2 separate regions of the Homo sapiens genome follow, and region 2 is linked to region 1. The links are chromatin loops, found by intact Hi-C in ENCODE. Cell type or tissue: endothelial cell of umbilical vein. All regions are shown on one strand. Links, peaks and the distances in the headings refer to the core of each region. The heading gives the core; the rest is flanking DNA.

Region 1 (16,804 bases), core at 4,283-12,282:
ACATTTATGTATTCATATATATCGCTAAAGTACTTTTATGCATAAACTATATATAGATTATATGTTTATAGATGTTCTTATGCATATGCAGATGCATATTCATATGCATGTCCATATATACTCATACATATTTGTGTGTGTATATATGTGAGTATGCAAGTGTAGATTTATTATACAGTATTACATGTAGTGTAACACGTATATACTTACATTTAAAACAAAATTACATAGACAGATACAATTAGGAAAATTCATTTATTATGTTGTAAATGTAAAGCTTTGTCTTTGAAGTAGGGTCCAGAATCTTACCACTGGCTAGCTCTGTATCTTTGATCAAGTTACCTAATCTTTATAAACCTGTTTCCTCTTCTGGAAAATGTGTATGATACAAATCTATGTCCTTCAGAGTTTGCTATTGTAAGGATTAAATAAGCTAACGAATGCAGAGAAGAAAACTGCACAGTCTATTCTCTTGGTAGATACTCAATTAACATTGAACACCACTCCTCCTTATTCCAATCCCTGTTTAATAGCATCACTTTCATTGGGAGAAATTATGTGCATTTGTGTAGAGAAGAGTCCAATTTAAAAGAAATTGCAAAAATGTGTGTCTTCTCATACAATGAAAAAATAACAAAATTACTCTGAAGAAATTATTTTCTTACTTTTTACCTCAGTCGGCTAAAAGGATATTATCTCTGAGCACAAGCTATTATTAACACCAACAATTGTTTTTATCTTTCTCTTAGTGTTTCAAATTATCTGAAGTTATGCTTTAGGATGTATTCAAATACTTTAATCCATCTTCTGTGCTCATTATCCTTTTAGCTTCATACAACAATCATTTGGGTAGTTTGAGTTTCCAATTCACCAAACTGGCAAAGTGATGCTGTAATCAGTGTCCCCTCGATGCTAGTAAGACAGTTGCATTTCAACACCTCGCTGTTTGGGATCCTCTGCAGCTACTTATTATTGAGGAAAACTGCTCACAAGTCAATGTGGGGCACAGGAATTTGTTCAGCCACTGATTTTTATACATTAATTTCTATACTAAATTGAATACTAATTGACAATTTTACACAGTTCTTGGGCTTTTTTCTCAGTTTTTCTAATTCTCACAAGCATGAGTTTGGACAGTACGGTGCGTAGAATCCTAGTCAACACGTATATTTCTTTTATATGTTGTAACCGAAAGAAGAAGGGGTTAATGTTTTTTAATCCCAGCTGAGGTAATGCTCTACTATCCTCTTATCTTTGAGTTATTTATTAATAATTGTTAATTTTTATCGTTATTCATTTATCTAACATTAAACAAACATTACATGAGTACTAACTATGTTAATATGACCCAGTCACTGTTATATGTGTTAATATAACTACTCACATTCCTCATGGAGAAATAAATTAATAATAATGTTTACCAATTCATTCCTAAGTGTTTATGTCTATACAGTACAACCAACAAGCACCATAAAAACTTTGCTGAAATGGTATGTCCAGGTTTTCAATGTTATTGTTTCTCTGCTGAGTTAGATGATTGTCTCAGATATGAGTAGGGATGGGCTAATAATTGTATAACATTTAGAAGATTCACTTATTTGATATTACTTCCCTTGCTAAGCTGTGTCTTTTAAAAATTAATATTAAAAATATATATGAAAAACAAGGAACATGCCCTATAAAACAGAATAGAATTGATAGATACAGTTAACTCTAGTAGTATCTAAAGTTGTAGTCAGTTCAGTCCTCATATTTGGACAGGTTTTTGGTGACACAAAAGATGGGAAAATGGCAGGTCTACCCTGCAGTGCTCATGTCTTTAATACCAACTGCTACCTATTCTGATTTTATGTTTTGATGTTTCACATGATAGTTGTTTTGGAAATGTGTTTTACCACAAATAGTTGACAGCCATTGATCTAATCATTATTACAACTAACTGATATTACTATATGTTATTTTATCTTATAGAATATATCTAGTTTATAAACTGAACTATTGTTGGGTTTGACAATAATACTCTCATGAATTTTATTGATAGAAAATGAGTCAGTGTGTAAGAAAGTGAGGTAGAACATAACTGAACGATATTGCTGTAATCATCAAACTCAAGCGGTATATGCCATATGTAAAATTAGTCAACACTTTGTATTAGCTCATATTTTCATATTTCCTAAAACAGTGCTAACTAAATATATACATTTTAATAGTCTTTATTTTTAGAGCAGTTTTAGGTTTACAGCAAAACTTAATGGAATGTATGGAGATTTCCCATATACTCTCCCCTGACACATGTCTAGCCCCATTATCAACATCCCCCACCAGTGTGACGTGTTTGTCACAATTGGTAAATTTCACTGACACATTATTATCACACAAAGTCTGAAGTTTACATTCAAGTTCACTCTTCGTATTGTACATTTTGGGTGCTTAGACAAATGCATAATGACCTGTGTCCACCATTATATTATGATACAGAGTAGTTTCACTACTCTAATAATCCTCTGTGCTCTATTCATACTCACTTCTCTCTGAAAACAACTACAGTTCATGTATCTCGATCTGTTAATTTATTGGTTTCACGTAAATTGAAAAAAAAAATTCAGGCCGGGCATGGTGGCTCATGCCTGTAATCTCAGCACTTTGGTGGGGGCGGGCGAATCTTGAGGTCAGGAGTTCAAGACCAGCCTGGCCAACATAGTGAAGCCGCATCTCTACTAAAAATACAAAAAGTCAGCCAGGTGTGGTGGAGTGCACCAGTAATCCCAGCTACTTGGGAGGCTGAGGCAGGAGAATTGTGTGAACCCGGGAGGTGGAGATTGCAGTGAGCCGAGATCAAGCCATTGCATTCCAGCCCGGGAGACAGTGTGAAACTCCATCTCAAAAACAGAAGGAAAAAAAAAATCAGTATATCTTTTATATAGCAATGTCAGTGTTTTGTTGCTTTGTTACAGCATACTTAGCAGCCCAGTGAGTTATTATCATTTATCACAAAGGAAGAAATTGAGCCATTAAGAGCTCAGTTAACTTTCCCAAGGTCACAGAACTAGATAAATGATTCTGGTTTCCTTCAGTAAATTATAATGTCTCCTGAAACATTTTCAATACATTTATCATGGTGTTTCATGAAAGTGCTTGAAGTCCATAAATGTTCATGACTGACTAATCTACAAGTGGAGCTGATCATAGCAACTCTAACCCAGTAAGATTAGCGTGTTTTCCTAATTTTATTTTTTCAGTCGTAATAAAATGGTACAGAAAATATAATGTTTAATTAAATTGAACTCTATTTTTTTGAAAAAACTTTCAATATCAATTGACAGCTTATAACTATAAATTTATGAGGTACAAAGTGATGTTATGATTTATGCAAGCAAAGTGGAATAATTAAATTAAGCTACTTAACATATCCATCATCTCAAAATACTTAACTTTTTTTGTAGTGAGATAATCTGAAACTTACTATCTTAGCAATTTGAAATGTACAATATTCTATTATTAACTATATTCACTATGCTATTCAATAGACCTAAAAAAATAAGTGTTTCCTGTCTAAATGAGATTTTTGTACCCTTCAACCATTCTCTCTCCATTTCCTCCACACTTCAGCCTCTGTAACCAACATTTTACTCTGTCTTGCTGTTAGTTTGATTATTTTAGGTTCCACATATAAGTGAGAACATGTGGTTTTTGTCTTTCTGTGCCTGGTTTATTTCACTTAGCACACTGTTCTCCAGTTGAATCAATGCGTCGCAAATGACAGAATTCCCATCTCTTTTAAAAGCTGAATAGTATTATGTTGTATATATCAACCACATTTTCTATATCTATTCATCAGTGGATAAACATTTAGATTGATTCCATATCTTGGCAATTGTGTATAATACTGCAGTAAACACAAGAGTGCAGACATCACTTCTACAAACTGATTTCAAATCTTTTTGGTAATACCTAGAAGTGAGATTTCTGGATGATATAGGAATTCTATTTTTAGTTTTTGAGTAATCTTTATACAGTTTTCTATAATGGTTGTACAAATTTACATCCATACCAACAACATGCAAGGATTCTCTTTTCTTCACATCCTCGCCAACTGTTGTAAACTTTCATCTTTTGATTACAGCCATTCTGACAGGTGTGGAATGATACCTCCCTGTGGTTTTAATATGTATTTCCTTAATGATTAGTGATGTTGAGTATTTTTTCATACATGTGTTGGCCATTTGTATGTCTCCTTTTAAGAAATATCTATTTAGATTTCCTGTGCATTTTTATTTATTTATTTTTGCTATTGAGTTGTTTAAGCTCCTTATATATTTTGAATATTAATCCCTTATGAGATGTATGGATTGCAGATATTTTCTCCCAGTTATAAAGTTGCCTGTACACATTGTTAATTGCATTCTTTATTGTGCAGAAGCTTTTTAGTTTGGAACAAATCCATTTGCTTTTATATGCTTTTGTTGTCTGTATTTTTGGGGTCAAATTCAAAGCATTATTGCCCATATCAATGTTGTATAGTTTTTCCCTATGTTTTCTTCTAGTAATTTTATATTATCTGGTTAAGTCTTTAATCCATTTTTAGTTGATTTTTGTACACAGTATGAGATAAGGGCTCAATTTTATTCTTCTGCGTATGGATATGTAGTTTTCCCAACACCATTTATTGAAGACTATGCTTTTCCAATTGTGAATCCTTGAAATTTTTGGCAAAATTCAATTGACTATACATGTGTGGAATCATTTCTGGGCTTTCTATTCTTTGTCATTGGTCAATGTGTCCATTTTTTTTAACAGTACTGTGCTGTTTTAATTACTATTGCTTTGTAGTATAGTTTCAAATTAGAAAGTATGATACCTCCAGCTTTGTTCATTTGTTTTTTGTTCTTCATTGTCTTGCTTATTTGGGATTTATTTGTGGTCCCATACAAAAAATTACATTGAAATTTTGTTAGGAATTGCATAGAATCTGTAGATTGGGGTAGTATGTACATATTAACAATATTAATTCTGCCAATCTATAATGACAGGAGAGCTTTCCATTTATTTGTGTCTCCTTCAATTTCTATAATCAATGCTTTATAGTTTTCAGCATATAGTTACTTCACCTCTTTGGTTAAATGTACACCTAAGTTTGTATGTATGTGTTTATTTGTAGCTAATGTAAATGATCTTGTTCTCTTGAATTTTTTCTTCAGATAGTTTATTGCTACTCATTTTTGTGTGTTACTTTTTGTTAGGCAACTTTACTATCTTTTTATTATATCTAAAAGTTTTTTAGTGAAGTCTGTAAGGTTTTATATGTAAGATAATATCTTTAGCAAACTGATAATTTCACTGCTTCCTTTTATATTTGGATGTCTTTTATTTATTTATCTTGCCTAATTACTCTGGCAAGAACTTCTAACAATATGTTAAACAGAAACCAGAATTGTCATCCTTATCTTGTTCCAAACTAGTTTCACTTTTCTTTTTTCTTTTTTTGATATTTTTATGTGAATGTTCTCTCAATTATTCTTTTTTGTTTGTTTTCTTTAAGTTCTGAGATAAAGTGCAGAACATATAGGTTTGTTACATAGGTATATGTGTGCCATGGTGGTTTGCTGCACCTGTCGACCCATCTTCTAAGTTCCCTCCCCTAGCCCCCTACCCCCCAACGGATCCTGGCATGTGTTATTCTCCTCCCTGTGTCCATATATTCTCATTGGTCAACTCCCACTTGTGAGTGAGAACATGCAATGTTCGGTTTTCTGTTCCTGTGTGAGTTTGCTGAGGATGATGGCTTCCAGCTTCATCCATGTCCCTGCAAAGAACATGATCTCATTTCTTTTTATGGCTGCATACTATTCCATGGTATATATGTACCACATTTTCTTTATCTAGTCTATCATTGATGGGCATTCGGGTTGGTTCCATGTCTTTGTTATTACAAATAGTGCTGCGATAAACATACGTGTGCACGTATCTTTATAGTAGAATGATTTATGTTCCTTTGGGTATATACCCAGTAATGGGATTGCTGGGTCAAATGGTATTTCTGGTTCTAGATCCTTAAGGAATCACCATACTGTCTTTCACAATGGTTGAACTAATTTACATTCACACCAACAGTATAAAAGCGGGTTTCACTTTTCACCATTGAATATAATATTAGCTGTAGGCTTCTAATCTTTATTGTGTTGAGGTAACATCTTTATACACCTAATTTAATGAGTGACATTTTTTTTGAAAGGAGGTTAAATTTGTCAAATGCTTTTTCTGCATCTAATGAGATTATCATGTGGTTTTCTTCTTTCTGTTAATGTGATGTATCTCATATATTGATTTGTGTATGGTGAACCATCTTTACATCCCAAGAGTAAATCCCACTGAATCATGGTGGAAGATCCTTTAATGTGTTGCCAGATTCAGTTTGCTAGTATTTTGCAGAGGATTTTTGCACCTATGTTTATCAAGAATATTGGCCTAAGGTTTTCTTTTTTTTTTTTTGAAAAGGGAGAAAAAAAATGAATTTCAAAGCATCTTTGTGATGTTAATAATAAAGACAAAGTAGTTGTGAAATCGCATATGTGATTTTAATTCTATTAAGCTCATTATTAAAATACATAAAAGGGATGAGAAAATGTCAGAGGAGATGTAATTTTCAGATTATGATGGTATGCTATTTCTATTAAGAAAGAGCTGGTAGATGGTATAGAAATAATTACAACTTCAACATTAGGCATGTGTATGCCCCAACTGCCAAGAAACTCTTCTAATTTTGGCCATTTTCTTACAATAAATACAGGAATATGTTTAAATAAATACTTGTGCCACCTCTAGAAATATCTTGGCCGATGCAGATGGAACCTGCCCATTTTGTGCATTCAAATATACCATAAAATGTTTACTGTGTATTCTAATTTGTTTTTGTTGTTGTACTCTCAGGTGTTAAGCATGTTTTAAGAGAAAGACAATCCTATGTATGCAATTTTTCTTGGGATGTAATGTCATGTTTTACTTCAGAGCTGTGGTTGGGAAGGTAAGAGAAGAGTGGGGAGAAAGGTAAAAGGATGTGGGCAAGGAAGATAAAAATACAGAAAACATTTAAAAATGTAGTCAGCCTTCAGGTCTCATATGTACAGCCAAATATAAATATTATAAATATTATAATTTTTTTAGCCAAAAGAAGAATGCTTCGACCAACTTGAGTCTTCAGTCCCTCCTTCTTTTTACCCTTCCTGTATACTCTGTTTTACCTGTGCAGATCCTGATATCATCTGAATTTGAGATCACTCAAATTGAATAAACATTTTATTTCTTCTGATTATTTTTACAACAGTAAGTACAATAGCTTGATTATAATAAATGATCAATAATAATTTATAAATATAAATTAAATATATCATAGCTTATTGTCACTCTGTCAATTAATTTGGGCAAAAGTCATATAAGAACATAAGCATAAAAATTCCACACAAGTTTTTCTAAATAATTCAATAATCCTATATGATCTTAAAAAATACTTTTCATATCTTTCTTTTGGAGAAAAAATGAAATTTATCCTGATTCAGAAATGAAACAATAATAGAGTATAAGTAGAACTTAAGAAAATTCCAAAAGAGATTATTCTCTCTTAAATAATTCAGTGTGGAAATGAATTGGGTTTAGTGTGATAATCTCTTTGAGAGATCTCTAAAATGATAAAGTATAATTTAAAGCATCTGTGGCCTACTTATTAAATTATTAATGTCAAGTGAGAAAGTGTTATTGCTGGTGCTGAACCAAAAAATTTGTCTGTGCGTGCAAAAGGGTTCTTTTTAAAATTTTTCCCTAACAAGTGTGAGCAGGACTTTGGTTTGGTTGTGTGCTTTCTTCATATATCACAAATACCATTTGATATGCAAAATCATTGGGAAAGCATCAATTATGCAGAGGCAGTTAAGTGAAGTATACTAATATGCAATGATTCTAAACTACCACAGGGTGGTAGGAGATTCACTTTCCACAACATTTATCTAATTAGCAGAACTAACTGCTTTGCTATACTTCTACCACAATCAAATCCCTTATTAAAAACTATATCATTGTTACTGCTCAATAAGAGTGAATAAAATCTCCAAGGCAAAAATTATACTTTGGGATATGCTATACTTAAAGTTCAATTCAACTAGAAACAACAAGTATCCATGTATTAATTTGGTTGATTTGCATGTTTACATATTTTACTTCTTTTTCATAAAAGACAATTTACTTTTAATGATTAATGTAGGGGAAGTTCACAGGACATTGTAACAAATGTATCATATTATATGTTGTAGAGCCACCTAAATGACTATTTCAATACAAAATTCCAAATATGAAAATATACATATATGTATTATTGAATCAAAACTTTAGAGTTAGAAACAATTCTCAAATATATAGGGCCCCACTTTCTTATTTTACATGTATAAAATTACAGCTAGGATATATTACAAAGATCACATTGATAATTTGTGGAGGAAATAACTCTAGTAACTAAATCTATGGAATACAAGCTATTTATTGTATTTAAATTATGCACAATTATGTGGTCATCCAGAGTCTTACTATTAGGTTTAAAGATATGCAGAACAATTAGTTGGTGAAAAATGAGTTTTATTTTCATTATTTCTTATGTGTGTTCATAGGGTATTGGTGGAAGTATTTATATACTTTACATATTTAGTATTTGAGTAACAATTTTATTTATTAGTTTTTTTTTTAACCAGGTCAAAAGCTAACTTGTACCCACTTTATTGTCTACTTATATGAAAAAAAAATGAGATTGAAAAGAGTTTACTAGACTTGTTTGTTCCATCAAATATTACCATTTGAATTTTTATTGCCTCTTAAAAATATTTCACATATTATTATATATACCCACTTTAAAAATGTGTTAATCCCATCATGAAATTTTAATTATTGTTATTTTCTATGTGGATTGCAATACAACATATCTATCTAAACTAGAAACACTTAGCTATTTCTTAAATGCTTGTTAAAAGTAGATTTCACCTTCCAAAATATTTAATTCTTAAGTGCAATATTCAAGACACGTTTCTCTTCTGTGTTTTAGTTTACATATATATACACAGACACAGATATACCCACACATATATATTAAACAATACACAGCTCAAATTCTAATTTACATTCAGGAACTAAATACTAAAATTATTTTTAAAGTTTTACCTTTCCCAAAGACATTTTTATACATCTGTAATTACATAGTTTTACATTATTAAAAAGTTATGATTATTTTCATTCTATATAATTTGGAAGGAGAGAGTACTGTGTTGGGTGTTAAGAAGAATTTGTATGTAAATTATGTTTTACCCTAATTATTTTAAATATTTTCTGGTATATAAACACTACAAATACTAAATCATTTCCATTCTCCAAGCCAATGTTCTATAATACCAGTTTTAATACATACAAAAAAGTAGGCATAAAGACTTTAAAAAAGACAAAAAGTAACATGGTGAATTAGTGCTATAAAATTGTGTTAAAAAATAGTGAGGAAATATGACCAGAGTTTATTAGGGCAAAAAATTGAAACACATGATAGGTAATTAAGATACAAATATAGTATTACTTGGTAAGTCAGAAATAATTAAGATACAAATATAGTATTACTTGGTAAGTCAGAAATCTGTAGGAAACATAATAAGGAAAGGAAAAGTGGTGGAAATTTGTTGAAGGAAATGTGACCCTTAGGTGGAGGCAGGCCGGATGGGAGTGGTGAAGCAGAGGATGTTGTCATATAGATCCTAAAGGTTTCTCACCACGGAGCCAGTAATAAAAGTATAAAAATCCACAAATAAACCCTAATGGTATCTTAGTTGTAAATACACTGAATTTGAGAGATTGGCATTATATTCTAGTAGAAATATTAAATCTTAGAGACTGTGGGACAATCACATGGGAGATATTTTTATTACAAAGTGAAATTTGGAGCCATATGTAAAAAAGGATGTGAATACATTGAAATGAATGAGAGGAAAGTACTAAGGGTTAAAGACAAATTTTGTGAAATGTCAGAATGTAAAAGACTATGTGAAAATTAAAAATATGAGCTACCATGGAAACCAAATAAACAAAAATGCTATGGGTCACCCAATCAGATGGATCATGTCATTCATTTGAGCCCTCAGACATGTTGTGGTTCCCTAACTAGACTGGAAAATTCATCATCTTCTCCACAGACACCCCTAACACTTTATCTCATTGAATAACTATTATTTTTATAGACAAATTTCATATGGCATTCAATAATATCAAAGAGCATACAAATAAGGTTGTTGTTAATGTTTTGGACATCATCAGTTATGAGTAGGGATTGGGGAGTGAAAATAATTCTGTCAAGCCAATGATAATAAGAGAAACATTTAATTGTTTGGAAAATAGTTTTATTCCTCAGGATCATGATTCTTATTTTACTCATACATGAAGACAAAATCAGAAAATATACATAAACTTATTTTTTGATTGATTGTAAATGCATTTATATGTCTTCAATCAAGAAAATAATCATATTTTAAACTTATTATACCTATAATCAATAAAATGTAAAATGTAATTTAAATCAAGTCTTCTTCCTTCCTGTTGACTTTGGATAGTCTGATGACAATATGCTTGGTGAAATTAGTTTTGCAATGTATCTTTTAGCAGTTCTCTGAGTTTCTTTCAGCTGGGTTCTAAACCTCTGGTAAGACCAGGGAAGTTTTCCAACTCTTCTTATTATCTGGAAAACTTATGAGCAGTTAAGAGTCCCTACATTTTGATGTTTTTCATGATGGCCATAGTATATTTAAGAATAATATTTTAGAAACTATTTTTCTTTTAAATAGAAATACAAAATAAAGGGTCTAAAATGTTTACGTGTTAGAACTAAATGTTTAAACATTATAACTAAATGGTTTTTTAAATAAACTAAAAAAAAACCTGTGGTATTTTAATTTTATACTTCATTACTCCATATTACTCCATGACACAAAATTAAAAATGAAGATGCAACTAAGATGACAAATTATTTTAATTGATATACAACTGCAAATATCTCATTGGTAAAGTACTTTGTCTTTTACTTTCCTGGATTCTTTAGGCATAAATAATAGTTACAAATGCTTCGTAAAGGAATAGAAACCCGTATAGTACTTATGTAGAAAGAAATTTACTGGAATATTAGCTTTAATATAAAAATTTTAATCTAAGGCTTCATATTATTATACAGCATAGAAGTTGAAATATTATGAAACCATTAATATGTTCACTCTCAATGGCAAAAGGTAGATACAATACCATAAACAAAAATAATGCCTATTTTAGTTCCCATTGGCTGCCACAAAAATTACAACAAACCACATGGCTTTAAACAACAGAAATGAATTATTTCACAGTTCTGTATTCCAGTCTAAAACCAAGTTTTTGGCATGGTCTGTTTCTTCTGGAGTCCTTGAAAAAGAACATGTCCCACTCCTCTACCCCAGTTCCTGGTGACTGCTTGAACTTTTTGGCATGCCTTGGTTTGTAGTTGCATAACTTCAGTCTTAGTCTCCAACTTCACATAGCTTCCTCCGTTGTATTTCTTCTTGTCCAAATCTGCCTCTGATTCGATCTTATAGGGACATCTTCATTGCTTGTAGGGCCCACCCTAATTTCAGAATGATTTCATCTGAAGATTCTTGTCTTAATTACATCTGAAAAGATGTAGTTTTCAAAATGAAGTAGGTTTCCTGTGTGTGTGTGAGTGTGTGTGTGTGTGTGTGTGTGTGTCCAAACAAGGTCTTATTTCCCAGGTTCTGGTGATTAGGACTCAAACCTATCTTCTGTGGGGGCCACTGTTCAATCCATTCCAGTGTCAATCAAGTTATAAAAAAAATACGAAACACTTACTATATGCTCTGTCATGTACTAAGTGTTTTGAGAGCCATTAGTTTATTTAAGTACCAAAATGAACCTATGAATAATTCTGCCTCTGAAGGAAGAGTTTCTAGTTTCAAATGCTGGCTCCATCATTGGCATATAACCTGACTTTATCACGCTTCAATTTTCTCATCTAGAAAGCGGGCATAATAAGGATTGTTGTATTTAGTGAGCTAATATAAAAATATGTGTATGTTAAAAACACATAATAAATCTAACAAGCACACCACAAAACGAATAGTAAATATATTTGGTACTGCAAGTTGGATTTTCAATTATAATGAAATAACTGACTAACAAATCTGTCCGTTCTCCAAAAACAAGTAGAAACTGCATGAAATATTTGAAACAATGATTTTTGAATCATGAGTCACAGGAAAACATATAACAATGGCCAATGAGAGAAGGAAAATTAGCACTGTGGGTGACACAGCCAACCCAAACTCTGTCTGGCGGCAGTTTCCTGATCTTAGTGCAGACAAGGGAACTGAAACACAACAAAGAACTTACTGAAATGTAGAGATAATTGAATTTGGGTAGGATAAGAAGTCTGAAATTTGTAAAGCAGAATTTGTAAAGAGAAGCAGATCAGCATAAAGATCACTTTCAGTTGGGGTTAGGATTCTCGGTTGCTTATACATAATCAGAAAATTCCCAAGGCTTGAAAACATTTTTTACAAAGACCTATAAACGTAACAATTCACATAATTCATACAAGATTGAAAAAGCTTAACATTATCCATGTTTTATCAAATTTGAACTATCAATTCTTTAGAATATATATGACATATACATATTTAACAATTTACATTAGGCACACATAAAAATGTCATTAAAGTCACTCATAAGAAAATACAAAATTAAATAATTCAAACTTAAAGCTGTTAGAACTTTATCCTGAGTCTTGAGAGGAATGCAGGTATATAACCTGAGTCATGCTGCATGTAGCTGCAACTTGTTTTTTTTTGTTTGTTTGTTTGTTTTGTCTTTTAAACTTCCTTGAAATATAGTAATCTGTAACCAATCAAATTGCTGTGGTGTGTGCACTTGGTCTTGTACAGAAAATGTTGTAATCCTGCTAGAACTTCTGTTTTTGCCTACATAATTGAAACTTTAACTTTTCCACTTTGCAAAATGCTGCCCCCATTCATTTAGTGTCCATGATTTCCCCCAGTGACCAACCTCAAGCTTTGTACTTGAATAGACTGGATAATTAATCATATTTTCTGAGTCTCATTATTTAAGTTTGAAAAAAGCCACCAGCCCAATGAAGAAGGGCAAAAACATTGAGCAGATCTCAAAAAGATCTATAAATGTACCGATATATTTACTATATGAACAAATAGCACAACAAATACTGAACATTTTTTGACATTGGTGAAATGTGGATATCATGTATTGGCAAGGATGTGCACCAACTGGCATTTTTGTAGAATATAAATGTATATCTTGTTTGGGATGGTGATTAACTAGACATACACATTTGTCAAAACTTGTGAAACTGGAAATTGTACATTTAAATTGAGTGTATTTAATTTTGTGTAAAATGCACTTCTATAATATGGATTTAGAAAGTAATAAATATTTTGAATAACAAAGTGTTAGACTTTGAATTAATTTAATATTTTCTTTGTAAATTTGTTAATCTTCAATGATACATGTGCCTTCCTTTTATAATTAAATGAATAAACAGTTAATATAAATGACTAATTGGGTCAAGTCTCTTTTTTTAACTAGTATAAATACATCTTAATGAGACAGTCAGTTGGAGCACTCTGAAACTTTGGTCCTTAGAATAAATACATGAGTGATTTATACAATAGCAGTGAGTGTTTGTGCTACATTTTAATTCACTAACATATACCAACCAGTATGGGAAGCAGAAAAATCTACTCTGTTAATCAGGGCATGCCTGCTGACCTCTTGAATTTTATTCTATATTTCTTGATCCCCAGGTAAAGCATTAAGGTCTGACCTGCTCTATGTCTGCACATGCATTGATTTGTAACACCAAATAAGGCAGCACAATCAAAGAGAAAAGTCAGACAGAAACATCAGCTCCTTGCATAAGATGAAAGCTCTGCTGTTAATCATACTATTGATGGCATCACTAATGTAGTTAGCAACTAAATTTAGAAAAAGAGAAAGGATTCATTTATCCTCATCAAATCTGCTTTCATGCCTGTGTTCTTAGGAAAGTGGACTGCTAATTATCTAGGATATTTGTGCATTTAAAATTTAGTCCTTTCTTCCTTTCTTTCTTCCTACCCTTCTTCCAAGCCAGTGTGTTTATGAAAATAAATACTGAAGTAACACCTTCCACCATAACACATTCAATAATGCCATAACCTGTGCAAACCTTCAGACAAAAAAACTTTCTTACTTGTTGATTAATCTCATACATAAACATGTTCAAACTAAAACAAAGAGAGAACATAGGAATAATTTTTAGAAGCAAGTTTGTAATGTAACTAATACATTTAGTGCCAGAAGGTGAACATGTATACATGTGCAACTTCATTGTTAAAATATTTTGAAAAGTATAAAGTACTAATTAGCATAATAAATATACAATAATATTATCTATTACCAGAAGTAGCACAAAGCCCTTGATTATCAAGTTTTAGAGTGTCTCCATTGTTGCTTTGTGAGATATTCTGGGGACTGAGCGAAAACTTTCTCTTTATTAACAACAGGAAAATTATAATGTATTGGCTACTCTGAAAAGTGAAATAGCTACAAAACATTGTAAAGAAAACCTGAAATTCTTCATTAACATTAAAATTTGACCACTAATCTTGGTGAGTTCCTTATTTCAAACAGTAATTCCTATTTCATGATATTTAAAAATTATTAGTAACATTAGAGTTCATATAGCGCCTCCCAATCAGCAAACACACTATTACCGGAGAAGAAATTGACATATTAACTACATGAATCCTTTCATTGTTGAATCATTCCAGTTAAACACAAATACACACACACACAGATACACACACAGACACAGATACACACACACATACACACACACCTGTTTTTCTCCCCCTGTAGAACTACAACTGTATGTTACTGGTATAAGTTCAGACCTCTAGCATCAGATAACAAATACCCTTCACCTTCTACATAAATAGATAGTCCTTCCAATTTTGAAAGCCAGTCTAGGGTCTTAAATGCTTCTCTTCTAGGCTGTCTAAAGTGAGCAGTAGTATGCTGAAGCAAGATTGAACTGCCTCTTGGTACGGAATTGGTAGTGAACTTTCAGGAATTTTGCTAGCCTTTATATAAGGTTGGTAGCTTGAAACTGGGCATGACAAAATATTTACATCATGGTAATCAGCAAATAGTGCAAATCAAGGCTTCTTTCCTACTGACCTCCAGCTGGTTACTAATCATTTACCAAAACATCAGTGATTATATTCCTTTTCAAAAGTAATTGCTCTTTCAGAAAAAGAAAAAAATTGGAGAAAGGGAAGGAAAGAAAGGAAAGGCAGGGCAGAGAAAAAGCACTATAAACTTCCCTGTTAACACTGCTTTAGCTGTGTCCCAGAGATTCTGATATCTTGTATCTTTGTTCTCATTAGTTTCAAAGAATTTCTTGATTTCTGCCTTAATTTCCTATTTACTCAAAAGTCATTCGGGAGCAGATCATTTAATTTCCATGTGATCGTATGATTTTAAGCTATTTTGTTAGTATTGATTTCTATTTCTATTGCACCATGGTCTTAGTATGGTTGGTATGATTTCGTTATTTTTTTAAATAGGCTGAGGATTGTTTTATGTCCAATTGTGTGGTTGACTTTAGAGTATGTGCCATATGGTGACAAGAAGAATGTATATTCCATTGTTTTGGGGTGGGGAGTTCTATAGATGTTTATTAGGACCATTTGGTCAAGTGTCAAGTTCAGATCCTGAATATCTTTGTTAGTTCTCTGCCTTAATGATCTATCTAATATTGTCAGTGGGATGTTGAAGTCTCCCACTGTTATTTTGTTGTTATCTAAGTTTCTTCATAGGTCTCTAAGAAGCTGCTTTATGAAACTGGGTGCTCCTTTGCTGGGTCTGTATAGATTTAGGGCAGTTAGGTCTTCTTCCTGAACTGAACCCTTTACCATTATTTGATTCCCATTTTTTGTAATTTTCAAATTGTTGTTGGTTTAAAGTTTGTTTTGTCTGAAACTAGACTAGCAACCCCTGCTTTTTTTCTGTTTTTCATTTTCTTAGTAGATTTTTCTCCATCATTTAGTTTGAGCTTATGGGTGTCATTGCATGTGAGATAGTTCTTTTGAAGACAGCATACAAATGGGTCATTATTTTTTATCCAATTTGCCATTCTGTGCCTTTTAATTGGGGCATTTAGCTTATTTACATTCAAGGTCAGTACTGAAATGTGCGAATTTGTTCCTGTCATTCTGTTGTTAGCTGGTTATTATGAAGACTTGATTGTGTGGTCACTGGTCTACGTATTTTGATGTGCTTTTGTAGTAGCCAATAACGGCCTTTCCTTTTCATAGTTAGGATTCTCTTTGGGACCTCTTATAAGGCAGGTCTTGTGGTAACACATCACCTCAGCATTTGCTTCTCTGAAAAGGATTTTATTTCTCCTTTGCTTATGAAGCTTAGTTTGACTGGATATTAAATTATTGGCTGAAAATTATTTTCTTAAGAATGCTGAATGTAGGCTACCTGCCTATTCTGGCTTGTATGATTTCTGTTAAAAGGTTGGGTGTTAGCCTGATGAAGTTCCCATTGTAAGTGATATGCCCCTTCTCTGTAGCTGCCTTTAACTTTTTTTTTCCTTTTATTTCAACCTTGGAGAATATGACTATGTGTCTGGGGATGGTCTCTAATGTAGTATTTCATGTGGCTTCTCTGCATT
Region 2 (16,804 bases), core at 4,760-12,759, 300 kb after region 1:
ATAGCAGGCATGTCTGTGCATATAGATTTTTGGTTTTTGTTTGTTTTGTTCTGCTTTTCATTTCAGAAACAGTTAAAACAAGTTTCGTGTCACTTCCATGTTTAAGAGATAAACAGGATTTTTAAAACTAAGTTACAGCAATAATGGAGTAAAGTAGATACTTTGTTCTCATCCTTCATGAATAAGAAAACCTGAATTAAAGTGCTCCTGAGCCTTTGGACAGCAGTACACTCTTATCTGAGAAGAGGTAAGATGGAAAATCAAACTCCGATAAAATACATGTCTTCTTTTGTTTGACATGAAATATTTAAATACCTATACTTTACGAGAGGAGCTGAGAAATACTTTTCTCACTGAGTTGCACATAGCATCTATATTATTCTGTTTGGAACCTTGGCGGTGCCCAGATTGTAAAAGTCATCAACTCAGAATCATAAAATTCAAAAGACATTTCTTGAACTTGTCTGAAGAATCATGATCAAAGGAAAAATGTGTTTCTTAGCTGGTATAATATGAATAATAAATAAAATTTACATTGCAACAATGAAGGGGAGGCTAAAATTAACACAAGTTTACCTACATAACAAACCTGTACATGTACCCCTGAATTTAAAATTTCAATAAAATTAAAAATAAATAAAAATAAATAAATGTAAATTTATAATAATACATTTTATTGTTTTAAACTTTAAAAAGGTATATATTATAGTATTTGTTTTACTAATAAAAATATTCATAGTCTAACATGCCATTTTTATCAGTTTATATATTTACTGGAGGTGTGTATTCACTTCCAATCTCAGTGTAGCAATCTAAATATTTTAGAAAGTTTTGAATTTCTCAATTTTATCATTTCATGGGCATTTTTAAGGAAAATAATCTTTGTACCAATTGCAGAGTATAGTGTAGAAAATGCAAAATATATAACGCGTAATAATTCTATTCATAGAACTCAAAATATGGTTGGAAATAACAGCATTTCAAAATGCAACAATTAGGTGAGGATAGAAACTAAACCAAAAATCCATAAAGTAGATTATCGTATAGAAGAGTGTAAAAATTTGAATTATTGATAGATATTTTAAGGTAATAATATTGAAAAAGCTTCCAAAAATGATTTAGATTCGAATAAGTGGACATAAATGTAAAGTGCACATGTAATGTAAATATTCAAATGACATTAAGACATTCGATAGTTTAAAATTGTAGAGTATCGATACAAAAAGCAACAGATTAACAGATGACAATTTATTAAAATGACTTAAGTTATTGTATACAATAATTTAACAATATACATACAATGTTACAGGAAAATAAGTAATTAGGACCAAATGTGTTTTTCCTAAGATTTGTTCAGTTGAGAGAGAAATCATTGTGGGTGTCACATGAAGGCTGGGGGTATCTTAATAGTATTGTAATTGAGTCAATTATGACTTAAATAGATATAGCATGATTTGAGATTATTCCATGCAAAGAAAAGAACATACTTCAAATAAATCGAATCATGGTTTACTTACAGGCAGTGACTAGCTTGGATTTATTCATGAATTACGATTATTTTTCAATAAATATTAAAAGACAAAATTGAAAATACTGAATAGAGGCAGATTGTTGACAAATGCAAATGCCTATAAGATAAAATATAGTGACTCATGTTATTCATTGCAGTTTATTATCATTAGTCCTCAAATGTACAACTTTGCAATGTCAATACATGCTCATACATATTGTGTCATTTAGTTGCCAAAATAATTCTTTGTACAAAGTAAGCCTTAAAGAAATTGCATTATTTGCAAGTCAAGTCATACAGTTAGTAAGCGGAGGACCCAAGACCCCAATGCAAGTATGTTTAGAGCCAAATCCAATGTATTAATGAAGATACTTTGAGTACAAATAACAGAAATCTGAATTTAACATGGCTTAAACAATAACAAAACCCATTAACTTTATAAGAGGAAGTTCTGAAGTGTCACAAGATACAGAGTTGATTGTTTCATTACCACACTGATTTAATCCAGGTATTTTTTTCATCTGTCTTGTTGTCTATTATTGGCCTTGAATTCAGCCTCAGAATGTTAGTATTTCTAGACATCACATGAAAACCTGATGATGTTCAGAAGAGATGATGCTCAAAACATAAGTAAATAAATGAATAAATAAACTTACAAAATGGGAATAAAAATACAAAGAAGAAAGTTTGTTAATGTAAAGACATTAAATTTATGAGAGCAGTTTTTTTGTTACATACACATACACAGGCACACATACATTTGCATGCACCTTTGTCTTGTTACTGTAGTTCAGCAATTTGTGAATTTTATTTATTGACTTTGTTTTTCCAAAGAGACTGTATTCAAGATTGAGTATAAAATTAAATTCTATAGAAGCACTGTATAACCTAAACAATGAGTAGATCTGTAGAATTACCAAATTTTGTCAGTATACTAATTACTGGATCATACAAGTGAGGGCATTGTATTGCTTTTTGTCAAAATCAGTTGAAAGACATGGTAGATACATTGGGATCTTAGCAATAAATTATAAAGATCAAAACAAAATGGAGGTTTGCCTAAACTGATTCCTGAAGTCAGGACACATGATATTTCACATTTTGCTTCATAAAAGTTCATCACTTTAATAAATCATCATATTATTTTTATTACAGTATGTAAGGTATTTTTAGCTTTTGTTTCTGATATAGCCAGTACAGAACCACCCCCCTGCCCCAAACACACACATACACTTACACACACCAACACTTTCCAAGTAGAGTTACATATCTCTATGTCAAGCAATAATTATTTTCTCATTTCTGGTATTGTTCTAGTTTAACTTACCCCCATGGAAATTCTTATGGAGTTTCTAAATTTTTGATGTTGATTAATCAGTAAAGTGAGAAGTTCTACTTAAAACCCACCATGAACCAAGTAACCCAGTCTAGGTGATATCTCAACTTCATTTGATCAGTTGACAGGTGTTTGGGTAACAGAATTCCGTAAGAGTTCTTTCTCAGAATAGAAGACTATCTTAGATAAACTATTTTAATACCTTGGGGTAGCTTTTTTTAGTTGGGTACATTTTTATTAGAGAAACTATCTTGAAAGAAAGATCTACTGATTTTCATGCAGAGGTGAAAATGTATTAATTGTGATTGAAATTCAACAGAAGTATTAGCTTTATATCTCTGGGCTTTAGTTCTCAAAGGACTTTCCTACCAATAAGTACTTTCCCATTCTCTCTGACAGGCAAAATTTCTCTTGTCCTTCAAGACTCCAATGTAATTATTATTTTAAAAAAATAAGAAATTGCTCTTTCCATGTAATAGTCTATCCAATAAATATTTTATATTCAAGTGTTTCCCTCATCTGTGAAAACTATCTCAGAACTTCATATAGAGTATTCCTCTCCCTGTGAAAAATCATAGTTGTTAGTGTTCATTTTCACAATACACCATAATGCTCTTTCAATTATTAGAGTACTTATCATAGAACAATCTTTGAAACCTAAGCAAGTAAATTGTATCTATTGCACAGAAGATGCTAAATACTGAATAAATGAAAGTAACTCTATTAATTAGAATAAAAGCAATTTCTGAGAGGTTGAGTAATAGTTAAAAATATTATAAGATTATCATTACAGGACACAAGTCTTCTGTCATTTTAATTATTGCTCCATACTCTGAAGAAGCAATTGCAAATGTGTACTAGAATATGTCTCTGTGTATGTGAACACATAACTTACATTTCATAGTATTTTTTTTGGATTGTTCTTGAAATTACCATTAACATTGATTAGCGATTATCTGCATTAAGAGGAGACATGAAGGATTCTTCTGTTTGGGTGCACCTTATGCTCAGATAGAGGACTTAAATAAAGTCAAATTTCAACCATTGTGGGTGTAACATGTTTAAAAGAATATTTTCAAAAAGCTTGTCTGAAATTTGCAAAAATAACAATTCATAGAGAGCATGATATAACCATTATGATCATTTTTTGTGTAGTTTATGCTGCCTAAGGAAATTGTGTCCAAAATTGCTCTTTCGTCAGGCATTACATTTTAGGAGAAAATAAAGTTATCTAGATTTGAGGCTGCTTAAACGTGGAATGTAAGTACACAAAATTGGAATAGAAGTGAAAATATATACAATAAAATAAATCCAGTCATTGTTTTATATTTATTAAAGCTTTGGGTAAGTTTAATAAATATTTGTCCGAGGTAAGTATCAGAACTTAAGATATTTTATTGTGGTCAGCTGTGAATACTCATTGACTTTATTACAGCCTATATTCTTTGAAGACCTATGATTATAATAGAAAGATATTTTAACATCTTCTTAGAAAATGTTATATATGCTATCTATATAGAATTTGCTTATTTCTCCAGTCATTTAAATCTAATTCATTAAAAGTTGAATTACTGTTGTATGAAAAGGTTTTAAAATGGATCGATTAAGATAGCTGCATTATAAGGATAGAATTTCAGTAAAGCCCAGTAAATTGAACTATCTTTAACTGTGATTTTTTTAAAAGTAATTCATTGAAATAATCACTTATATACACACAGAGGAAATGTTGATTGATTTATAAATTAATAGTATATCAGAAAGATTTGGGTTTTAAAAAAGCATCAATTATTTTTAATTATTTAATATTTTAAAATTTATTATATAATGCTGATAAAATTGGCACAGAGTCTCACTTGTTTCACGTAATTATTATAGTAGTGGGTAGAAAAATTGTGAGAATATACTCAAATACAAAATGCTCTGTGGGCATCTGGTTCAGAAAATAGCCATTTTATTAAAATCATAGCATTGGAAAGAAGTGGGAATGAAAAGATGTCCTTTTAATAATAATCAATTTAGTGAAAACATTGTGAAAATTTGTACACAACTAAGTCACAGTATTTTAACATTTACTAAATTTTTTTAAAATAATAAATCCCCTTCTCATAAAACTTTCTGAAACCAGTTCTTCCTTCTGACTTCCTTTTTCTATTTATTTCATCCAGTGAATAAAATGGAGTCTTGGAGTCATTTTTACCCTTTTGCTTCTATTATCCTATTTCCCTTTACTTCTTACATCTCAGGGATTTCCAAGGAGCTTTGAAAACAGCAATGTAGAACATGGTAGGTTGGATGAAAAGGCAGCCTGGAAATATGCAGGAAGTGAATATTTAACGCCTCTGTACACTGAGACTAATTAGTTACAAGAAATATAAGAAAGCCCAGCCAGTTGTACAGCATGCAGTGCTCAGACAGTGCAGTGGCAGGATGTATCTGGCAGTCCAGATGGGTTCCAGCAGGCAGTGCATTCCAGCAGGCAGCCTCAGAGCAGAGAGTACTCAAAGATCCAAACCAGGACAAGGGCTTAGAGACAATAGGCATCAAAAGAGACAGGCGGCAGGTGTCAAGCCCCGTTTCAGCAGTGAAACAAAAGCAAAAGCCCAGAACCTAATAGAACTAATGACATTAATCGCAGTACCCATGATGCTCAGATACTCAGTTCTGATGTTGTTGTTGCTCTGAGCTACTTGACTTAATGCAGAATTGCTCAGGTGTCCATTTTAGAGACCTTAGCTTTTCTCTATAGATGAGACCTGAATCATACCCCGTTTTTTTGAAAAGATATTCAGGGTCTTTTTACACTGTTCTTCCATGTCTTCTGTTGAGAACTGTCAGTTCTGCTATTGTTGAATGTGTCTTAACAAAAATAAAAATTTCCAATGTATTCTTCTCCTATATTAATAATATCTTCAGTGACTATTCTACTTGTACCCCTTTCTTCTTCAATCCAAACTAGGTAATGTTGCCTGATTAATCTGCTGGACAAAGTAAATTCAGTAAATTCAGTGGCTCAGACTTGTGTACCAAATTAGATGTGAATGTTTCTTTATAACGTTCAAAGTTCTTTAAAATAGAAACTCAATTTACTGCTCAAGCCTCATATCTTATTATTCTAGTATCATGTCTTACTCAGCTTTTACATGTAAATTTGCTTCACTTATTCTGAAGAATTAGTATTTACTGAGTTTTTAAATATAGGTTTTCTAAATTTATTTTGATTTTCTTCTTTCTGCTAAAAATACAATCATAAACTTTAAAACTGCTTTCTTCCAATAAAAGTTTAATCTCTCCATAAATGGTCACCTGCTAAGCCAAGTTCTCCGTGTGTCCTTTCATTATCTCCTGATTCCAATAGAAATTTACTTTTTGAGCAGGGTTGGTATGGGGGTGAGATTGTGAACTACTTACAGATTTTTCTCACATTTGCCTAAAAACAGTATGGGCTGCTAACATAGGCAGAGCAGTTAGGGAGTAATGAGGGTGGGGGAAGAAGAGAAAAACAGAACACATTCAATCTATACAACTTCTACTTAACAAAAATTGCTGAAATTTCATTAATAACGCAGAGATTCAGGTCAGCCAATGTGACCTGCAACAAAAATTCTTATGGACAGGTTTTGCTATGCTTGTTTGAAAACAAATGTATATTACATACATACATACATACATATATTCACATAGTCATCGGATTGGAGCTGCCTGCTTTGAATTTCTACAGCTCTGGGCTGCATTTGTTTCTATAATGACATCTGTAGTCAGATTTCTCAAGTTCAGTTCCTTGCCCAGAACTACTTGTTTATTTAATTTCAAATTTATACTCACACTGCTTTATACTTAGATTTCCATATGTTGTGCCATTCTGTCACTGAGTACAGTATGTGGAGTACAAGGTGTCATATATTTATCTCATTTCCATAATTTTTCTTATACTTTATTAGTCTGGATACCCATAGTTTGGGGTTTCATGTAATTAAAACTGCAATAATTCTGGTAAATTAGGGAACATGATTTAGAACTCTCAAAAAGTACATCCACTTCTAACTTTTACAAAAGTTATGCATTTCAAAGTAAAGATTTTTCATAAGAGTTATGATATCTCAATAGGGCAATTTTAATTAGTTAATGTTTAATTGACATTGAATTAATTAGTTAATGTTTAATTGCCACTGGAAAAAAAATGTATTCTGAAGATAACATTCTCTCCTTCTCTAGGAGGTCCAAGACATAAATTATAATGCATTAATATGTGGATTTTAGTCAGTGTCAAAGTATAGGGAAAATGGAAGCAAACATTAAAATGCACAGAATAAAAGTTAACATCACTAAGGTTAACTGTCATTAATATAACATTTTGGTTTCATGGTGTTCTTCATTACTGTAGTTGTGCCATGCTGTGTGCTTTGAGTATTTTAATTTTTAATATATGTCAACATCGCTTCTGACCTCAGGTTTAAATTTCAATTCAAAGCTCTATGATGCAAATACCTTCAAGAACTTCCCAAACATAAATTCAGAAAGAAACTCCCTTTTAGTTTGAATGTAAACAAATGTTTTCAGGGAAAAATGTTGATGCTATAAATATGATTATTCTTTTATAAAAATACACAAACTGTTTCATCACAAACAGGCAAAAGTATATTAAAATAACAAAAGCTAACTAGGGTTGATCAACAAAGAAAAAATTGTTTTTACAAGTCGAATCTACATTTCTACAAGTTAAAATCCACCAGGAGGCTTTTAATCCAAGGAATAATTTTTTTAATTTAAATCCATAGAAATGTTTGTCAAATTAGACAGTTTTAAACATTTATTTATAGTGCTTTTTAACAGTCTTTATTTCCTAATTGTGAATAATAATGTTGGTGAATTGCTACAATTCATTTGAATCTGTCTTTCTTGCATTATACAAGAAAAACTCACCAATTTTTAAATTTAAATTTAATTTTTTTCTTACCTAGCAAATTACCAGAGGAAAAAAGGTTGATTTGAGATAAGAGATTGCTTTCACAATAAAAATATAATCAGAACGCAAATCCCTGAGTCTGAAGTTGTAAAATGATGTGTGCATGATGGGCAAAAGAGACCTGGGAGAAATTGAAGGTTTCTAACAGCAATGCCTGACCTCAGTGGAGTGCTTTTTCACCTGCAAAGTGACACTCGCTTAATCCTCACTGTAGGAAAATTTCAGGGCACGTATCCTTCTCTGTTAACAATAGGGGATAATTTAGATCAAAAGCTTTCAAGTGTTCTACCTAAAGTCAGGGAGTGATTAAGGCATGGAATAAAAACAAAAACCAAGTTTCTAAAATTGCAAGACTGATACTATTTTCATTGCACAAAACATTTTCAACCCTGCATCTCTCCTTAAAAATGTGATAGAAGTAACTTCTTTCTAAATTTATTTCAGAGGTTTTAAGGGTATAAATAATTTCTGAGAATAAAAGAAATAGCTTTATAATTCAAATTTATTTTAGACATATTATTTACCCTTTAATTTACCTTTTAATTGGAGGTTTACATTATTTCTTTAGGACAAAGAAAAATCTTTATCCTTTCTTGCAAACTTTGGTTGATTTGTCTTTACTTTGATCACGGCATAATGGAAATGTATAATATTAGAATGTTTTTGTGACTGATAGACTGTGGAAATTCCTTTTTTATGCCTCAGTAGGTTTTAATTTCACTATTTCAATTTCCCAAATTGTATTTAGTTTAGAAATACACCATATTGCTTACTGTTCCAGCCCTCTATTAGTTTTTTCAGTGTTGTAACATTGATTGTTTTCTCAGATCTCATTTAGCTAGTTTCACCCTTGAAAAAGGAAATGCAGTTTCTGTCAATGCTATCTTAGGGTTATCAAAGGGCTAAAAATTTCAGATAAATATCACAGTTTTAGGCAATATTTTTAAAAATAATAAAGCAATGTGATAGTCTCATGATGGTTTTTATTATCCAAAATTATATTTTTACTTATATGTACCTTCCTATGTTCTGCTAAACATAGAGAATGCTGTTTTGTTGTGTTTAAATTGATATTTAGTGACATCTTAACCAGTCTTGGGGTGCAGGAATGGAATTGCCTTAGAAGGCTTCCAGTTATTCATGCTGAACTTCAAAAGATAAGTGGATATTAGGCAGTGGAGGGCAGTGGATATTACATGCAGAGAAGCCAGTTGAACAAAAACACACACATGGAACTTACAATGAGTCTTGGGCTTTAAAGATCTCCAAAAATATGTAAACGTTAAAGAAACACATTACATGTTTGTGCCTCAGTTTCCTCACCTATAAAAAGGTAGTAGTGACAGTACCTAAGATGATTGCCACGAAGGGTAAATAAGCTGTTACATGTAAACTGCTTAGAACAATGATGGGTACATAATAAATACTAAATAATTTTTAGCTATTATGCTGTCAGATCATCTGTATACAGTTATTGTTACATGATCATATATGCATTCCTGGAATATATTATGTGAAATCACATGCCAAAAATAATACAGCAGATAGGAAAAATGGGATTAGTGTTGAACAATTCAATACATTTAGACTTAGTAACCAAAATAATATCAATGCCAATAATAGCACAGTTAAAATCTCCACTGGTATTTGTACATAGCATTCTAATCAGTGGACTGTTGCAATCTTGAATCCCAGAGCTCTTGCTTATTTCTTTAAGCATGCATTTGTTTCTTATAAAAAACAGTTCCAATAAAATTAAAAATCTATTTTTAAACTTAACTCTAGATACATGTACAGGAAAACAAATCACTCTTAGATACAGCAGATAATTTAATATAGCAGAAACTGAAACTGATCTTGTAAGTCACCAAATTACATTTAAAAAAAACCCACAATTTTGCAGGATTTTCATCTTTTTTTAAAGGCCTGTATGTATTTGTAAGGTTTTTGTTTTAATTGTGGGAAAAAGCTACCCCTGAACACTGCAAAATACTAAAGAGCTATAAAAATTACATATGAATGAATATAAATTATAAATGAAACATCTAATATTTCATTTTGTGTCAACAGTGAGTTAACGTACATTAAAGAACCATACGTTGTAGAAGAATATACTTTATTTCCAAACCTAGACGTGTACTATCAATAGAGTTTTTTTCTTAAATATTGGAAGTATTTATATTTCTTTCTCCTACTCACTCTTCAGCCCTGTTGAGTCCAAATACAGGCTCAATCTTGCTGTAGTGACAGATGACCTCCATGGCCCTACATCCATGGGAAGGAATTCAGTCCTACTTTTAAGGTTTGTAGCAGCATTAAATACTGCTTACCTCTCCCTGCTTTTTGAAGCATGGTCTTTTCTTGACGTGTATGACACAGTATTGATTTATTTTACTTCTGCATGACTAATAGATTCTTCTTCATTTTCTGTAAAATATCATGCTACTTTATAAGTCTCTCAAATGTTGGAGTTCTTGGAGGATGTTCTCCTGCTCACACCTTAGTCTTTCCATAAGCTATTTCATACAAACTCTGATCATCAACTATACAAAGTTTTCTCAAAAATGGTATGTGTGTTTTCCAGATTTATGCCATGAAAAAATAGACAATTTAACCTCCAATTTTTCCTTAAGCCCTTTAATAATGGGTCACTATACCCCGTTCAGCTTTACAACATTCCCTCTCCCTTGTCTCATTCCACACTGGCCGCCATCATATTTTTGATGCCCATTCCCTCCAGTCAAAAGGTGTTTCTACATGCTGTTCTCCCTCCTGGGAATGTTCTTTCTTCCTCCATTCACTTAACTCTTACTCACAGTTCTGATGTTAATTCAAGTATCATTTCCTCAAGGAAATTAGTTTTACTTCAACTTTTTGAATGAGTGACCCCACAATTATAGGTTATTATAACTCCTGATCGTTGCATATGTGTAGTACCGTATTTGTTTTTGTGTTTATTTGATTCTTTGGCCTCTTTTATAAGACTCTATGTTTTGGCTGGGTGCGTTGGCTCACGCCGGTAATCCCAGCATTTTGGGAGGCCGAGGCGGGCAGATCACCTGAGGTGGGGAGTTTGAGACCAGCCAGATCAACATGGAGAAACCCTGTCTCTACTAAAAATATAAAATTAGCCGGGTGTGGTGATGCATGCCTGTAATCCCAGCTACTCGGAATGCTGAGGCAGGAGAATCACTTGAAACCGGGAGGTGGACATTGTAGTGAGCTGAGATCATGCCATTGTGCTCCAGCCTGGGCAACAAGAGCGAAACTCCATCTCGAAAGACAGAAAAGAAAAGAAAAGGAATCTATGTTTGATTCACTTAGGCGGTGTACCTGTACCTAGCATGTTCCAGATTCACTATGCTTAGCCTTATCTACTAATGAATCCTCAGTAAATATTTACAGAATTAGTCAACTAATAAATATCAGGTTAAAGAACTGTTCTGGCCTTCATGGTTCTGTAAAGTGTTTGCACAATCTCCTCTAAAATACTATTAAAGCAATGTAAGATTAGGTACATTGTCTCAGTAAAGTTTCTGACTTGGAAAGGAAATTAGAATGATTGGGCACTGGGAAGATGATTGGAGGAAGAGGATTGTCTGCATTGAGAGAATGTGGATAAGTCTTGGGGCTTTTTGTTGTTGATTTTAATTAATTTTCTGAGTCTAAGGAATATTTGAGACACATTTCCTTCTTTGGTGGACTCTCTATCTCCCATCACTCTTTCATTACGAGAAATTACTCTTCAGTGATCACCCAGACCATAGAATGTTCTATTGACAAAGGGAATCTGACCTGAACAATAATGGGGAAGCTGTAGCATTGAATTACTTCCTTTAGAATATTTATGAACCTCTATAAATCTATATACAGTGTTCCCAGTGGGCTTTTTTCATGATGGAGGTACATGATGAAGGAGGCTGGTGAGACTTTGACGACTGCTGATAAAAGAGAATTTAAAGAGGGTATAATTTTAGGATATTTCCATCTATAAACTTAGAAAATGTAAGAATGCCTTCTTTCTATGTAAGAAGAGTTGAGTTGGTATTCCTTCTCGTATATCAAAAGAAGAGCTTGCCAAGGTAACGGGATTAAGAATATAGGGTCTGGATTCAGATGTTCTGATTGAAAAACCAGTTATAGCCTTAAAAATTTTTAAACTTTTAAAGAGGTTTACAAACAATTCAAATGAGATGCCTCACATTCTATTCTATTTTATTCTACTTTCCCATCCTATTCTTTTTATTTTTTAACTTTATTTTAGGTTCAGGGGTACACATGCAGGTTGGCTATATAGGCAAATTGAGTGCTGTGGGTGTTTGATGTACAAATTATTTCACCACCCAGGTAATAAGCATGGTACCCAATAGGTAGTTTTTCGGCCCTCACCCTCCTCCCACCCTCCGCCCTCAAGTAGGCACCAGTGTCTGTTATTCACTTCTTTGTGTCCATGTGTACTCAATGTTTAGTTTCCACTTTTAAGTGAGAGCGTGTGGTATGTAGTTTTCTGTTCCTCCTTTAGTTTGCTTAGGATAATGAAAACAGCCTGAATGTCAATCAATAGTAGACTGAATAAAGAAAATGTAGTATATATACACCATGGAATACTATGCAGCCCTATACAGAATGAGATCACGTCTTTTGCAGCAACATGGATGGACCTGGTGGCCCATCCTATACTATACTAAAGATTTATCATCCCATAATCTATTTTCTTTTCTTTTGCAAAGCATTTGTTACCTCAGCTTTCTTAAAAAAATTATTTCAAAAATGTCTTGCTGACTTCAAAGCTTTAAAGAATAGATATGTGTAAGAAAGGTGCAAATTCATAAATTAATGAATAAATAATATTAAATTGGAGACAAATTTTAAAATATTAATTAAATTTTATAACACTTTCATGTTTTTATATTCTAAAATTAGCTTGATCTAATCAATGACAAGCGGACTTTAATTGGCATTTTTAGTATTACATAAACTTAGTGTATTTACAAAATTTTCTCATGATTAACAAATTTGAGATAATAAATTGCTTGTTTATCTCTTTCATACACTCATTAAAACACAAATGTTTTAGTATATAATCATTATTTTAGAATCACAATTACATATGACATCTATTCAACTAAATGTATGTAAATAAAAAATAAACAGTTGTCATTTTCAATGTATTGTAACAAACCAATGACTATATATTCAACACTTAATGACAAAATATATATTCAAATAATTTAATTATAAGGTTAAAATTTTTAAATCAAATCTTTGATTTTTAAACAAATTTGAGCTGTAAAATATTTTTAACTTTATAATTGCATTGAACTTTAATTCAGAAAACAAAATCTTAACAAAACAATTTAAATAAGTTCTTAAGGTAAAAAGTTCTCAAATAGGTTTTTAAAATTGGTTTGTTGAGATAAAATTTGCATATCATACAATTACTTGCAATTCCCATAGCATATTACTTAAACTATACAATACAATGTTTTTAAACATTACATTGATTATAAAGTCAGTGGTTTTTCATATATTCATAAAGTTGCAAAATCTTCCCCACAATAAATTTTAAAATATTTTTATTATCTGAAAAAGAAACCTTATACCCATTAGCTGTCACTTCCCATCCTAACCCCTCTTTTTCAAATCTTGACAACCACTAATGTACCTACTGTTTCTGTAGATTTCTAGACATTTCATATAAATGAAATCATTCAATACTTGCTCTTTTGTTACTGATTGCTTTCCCTCTTTGAGGTGTTTTCAAGGTTCTTACACTTTGTAGCATGTATCAATACCTAATTTATTTTTACTGGTGAATAATATTTCATTATATAGAAATACAACATTTTGTTTATTCATTCATTAGTTTATATACTTTTGAGTTGTTTTCACTTTTTGGCCATTGTGAATAATACTGCTATGAATTTCATGTATAAATTTATACAAATATATATATTACAAAGTTTCCAGTTGCATTCTGATATGGACAAAAACAGGGAAATACTGGATGGAAGAGGGCAGTTACCTGGAAAAGGCCCCATCACCAAGCCTGGAAACCTGCGGCCCTAAATGAAAATAGGCATTCCTATTTTTGCCCCCAGATGTAGCCTTTTGCGCCCCCCACCCTCCATCCTATACACATATAAACCCCAAACCCCAGGCGCCATGAGCAGAGACGAGTTGAGGAGCAGACTAACAGAAGGGCAGAGGAGCAGAAGGGTGGTGTAGCAGAGAAGGTGAGAAGAAAAGGAACCTCTGAATATTGAGAGGAGTTCGGCTAGGGAGGGTCAGAGAGGAGATCAGCCATGGGACAACTGAACTCCAGGTGAAGATCATCTTCCCGCTGCATCCTCTTTCCATTTCCCCATCCATCCCATTGAGAGCCACTTCCATCACCCAATAAAATCCCACATTCACCATCCTTCAAGTCCGTATGTGACCTGATTCTTCCTGGACACCAGACAAGAACCCGGGTACCAAGAGGGCACTGAGCTGGTTAACACTTAAGCTGCTTGTGGATGGCAGAGCTAAAAGAGCACTGTAGCAAGCCTGCTGGGGCTTGAAGAGTCACAGGCACACACCCCTAGACGTCAACGTGGGGCCAGAGCCCAGAACTACTCGTCCCCACTCCCGCCCCTGTCCATCTGTCTGCTCCCCTTCCTGTGAGGAGTTTGAGCAGTGGCGGAGGCTGAGCAGATGAGCTCCACCCCTGTCACATATCCTGCAAGGGAGGTCAGGGAACTCTCCTTTCAATTCTTTTACATGTAGATGTCCCATTTTCCCGGTATCAATTGTTGTAAAGGTGATTATTCTATTGAATGGTCTTGGCACTCTCATCAAACTCAATTGACCATAAATGAGAAGGATGATTACTGGATTCCCACTTCTATTCCATTTATGTACATGTTCATCCTTATCATAGTCTGTATTTCTATAGATTTGTAGTTGGTTTTGATATCAGGAACTGTGACCTTTCCAACTTTGTCCTTCCTTTTTAGGATTGATTTGATAATTTTTTTTTTTTTTTTTTTTTTTGTGAGACAGAGTCTTGCTCTGTCGCTCAGGCTGGAGTGCAGTGGCACGATATCGGCTCACTGCAAGCTCCGCCTCCCGGGTTCACGCCATTCTCCTGCCTCAGCTTCCCGAGTGGCTGGGACTACAGGCACCTCCCACCACCACGCCTGGCTAATTTTTTGTATTTTAGTAGAGACGGGGTTTCACCATGTTAGCCAGGATGGTCTCGATCTCCTGACCTCGTGATCCACCAGCCTCGACCTCCCAAAGTGCTGGGATTACAGGCGTGAGCCACAGCGCCAGGCCTGATTTGATAATCTTAAGCCCTTTGCATTTCCATATAAATTTTGGGATCAGCTTTTCATTTTCTGAGAAAATTCTAGCTGGGATTTTTACAGATATTTTATTGAATCTTTATATCAATGTGGGAAGTATTGATTTCTTAACAATCTTCTGATCTAGGAATATGAAGTGTCTTTCAATTTATTTAGGTCTTTAAATTGTTTTCAGTTATGTTTTGTATTTTTCAGTGTATAATTATTGTGCTCATTTTGTTAAATTTATGTATGTTTTATTATTTTTCACGTTATTGTAAATAAAAATACTTTCTTAAATACATTTATGCATTATTCATTGTTAGTGTATAGACATATAACTTTTTCCTACTGGCTATACCAAGCCTTTTTATACTTATGAAAAATAAGTGTAATAATTAAATGGGCTTTATATATACAACCCACTGGAAGCCAAATCCTGTTTGAAGAGATGCAGAATAAAAAAGCAAATTTTTGGTTTATCCAAGATCCCAGTATCCAAGCTCTTCACAGTTTCTATTATATTTTTAATAATTCCTTTTAAACCCTATAAAATACACACTCATATGCACACATTGTTAGTGAAATAACCATTCTAAATTATTCTAAAATATTCTAAATTGTTCTAAATAAATTCTTGGTTAATTACACTTTTGAAAAATTAGCTCCTATTGGTATGATTTGATGTATTATATTGCCCCACGTCTTTTATTTTTTAAAATGTCTGTTGAGCACTAAATGCAGCTATCATAAGAAAATTGTCTACAATCATTTGTTTTCTTTAATATATGTTTAATTTCCTAGGCCTTGTGAAAAATATTAGATATTGTTCTCTTATCTGTTTTTAATTAATCCCAAAGACCAGCCATGCTGATCTTGATTTATAAGGAAACATAGAGTTGTGATTGTGTGTGTATATAATTTCTTCGTCACACATACATATGTATGTATGTACACATATACACCCTCATGTAAATATTTCCTTCATCTAATCTTTTGAAAGGGACACAGAATCTCTGTCAACATTTGGCAGCTGGTTTGTTTCTGGGGGTTTTGACTTTAAATCTATGTATGATTTTTAATTATAATTTTACCACTCAATGAACCTCACAATGGCAACATTTTAGCATCTATCTACAATGACAGATGGCAAACTAATGAAGCCTGTTCTACTTGCATACTGATATCATTCCTACATAGCACTTCTCTGATCCTTAGAGAGGTCAAAGAGCAAGTTTTATTTATCTTCTTTGTTACATTTGGTTCTAAAAAATCATGAGGCTGATTATTAGAGAATATACATTTTACACCTCATAATTACACTCAATAATGTATGTTTCATACGTTTGACTGATACAATTGAAAAAATTTGGGGTGTCTGAAACGTGTTTTAACAATTAGAAATTTTAAATGCTGTGTTGGGTTAACCTCAATTCTTTTTCAGAATATTAAGTATGTCTTCTTCCTAAAACAAAAAATATACTTTTGCCATTTTTAAAAATATAAACACATACACACATATGTACATATCTACATATAATATACATACATTTAAAATTCATACATACATTTTTTTGATAATTGTTTATTAAAAATGTATTCTATTAATAACTTGTAAGTGCCTAAGATCTTTTCTGAGGCCTATGCAAGCTTTTACATTTTAAAGA

The links. Peaks named below come from ENCODE experiments on the same cell type or tissue, not always from the same donor. Only the 100,000 strongest peaks of a DNase experiment are listed, where the experiment ranks them.
Region 2: a loop joins it to region 1, with 3 times the contacts of the local background. A loop is called at or near these places in 6 of 110 quality-filtered maps.

The regions. Positions count from the first base shown.
Region 1 is chr13:64,146,744-64,163,547 of GRCh38, forward strand. No RefSeq gene overlaps it. Among named protein-coding and RNA genes, the nearest start is that of LINC00355, 79 kb to the left of the region's middle. In endothelial cell of umbilical vein, for the core only: a CTCF peak has its summit at 7,941; a DNase peak (open chromatin) is centred at 7,998; H3K27ac peaks cover 801 bases.
Region 2 is chr13:64,448,740-64,465,543 of GRCh38, forward strand. It overlaps LOC105370238 (a long non-coding RNA gene), which reads right to left and starts at 1,624. Exons shown (of 3, transcript XR_942028.1): 1 at 1,518-1,624. In endothelial cell of umbilical vein, for the core only: no CTCF peak of the experiment used is centred there; a DNase peak (open chromatin) is centred at 9,392.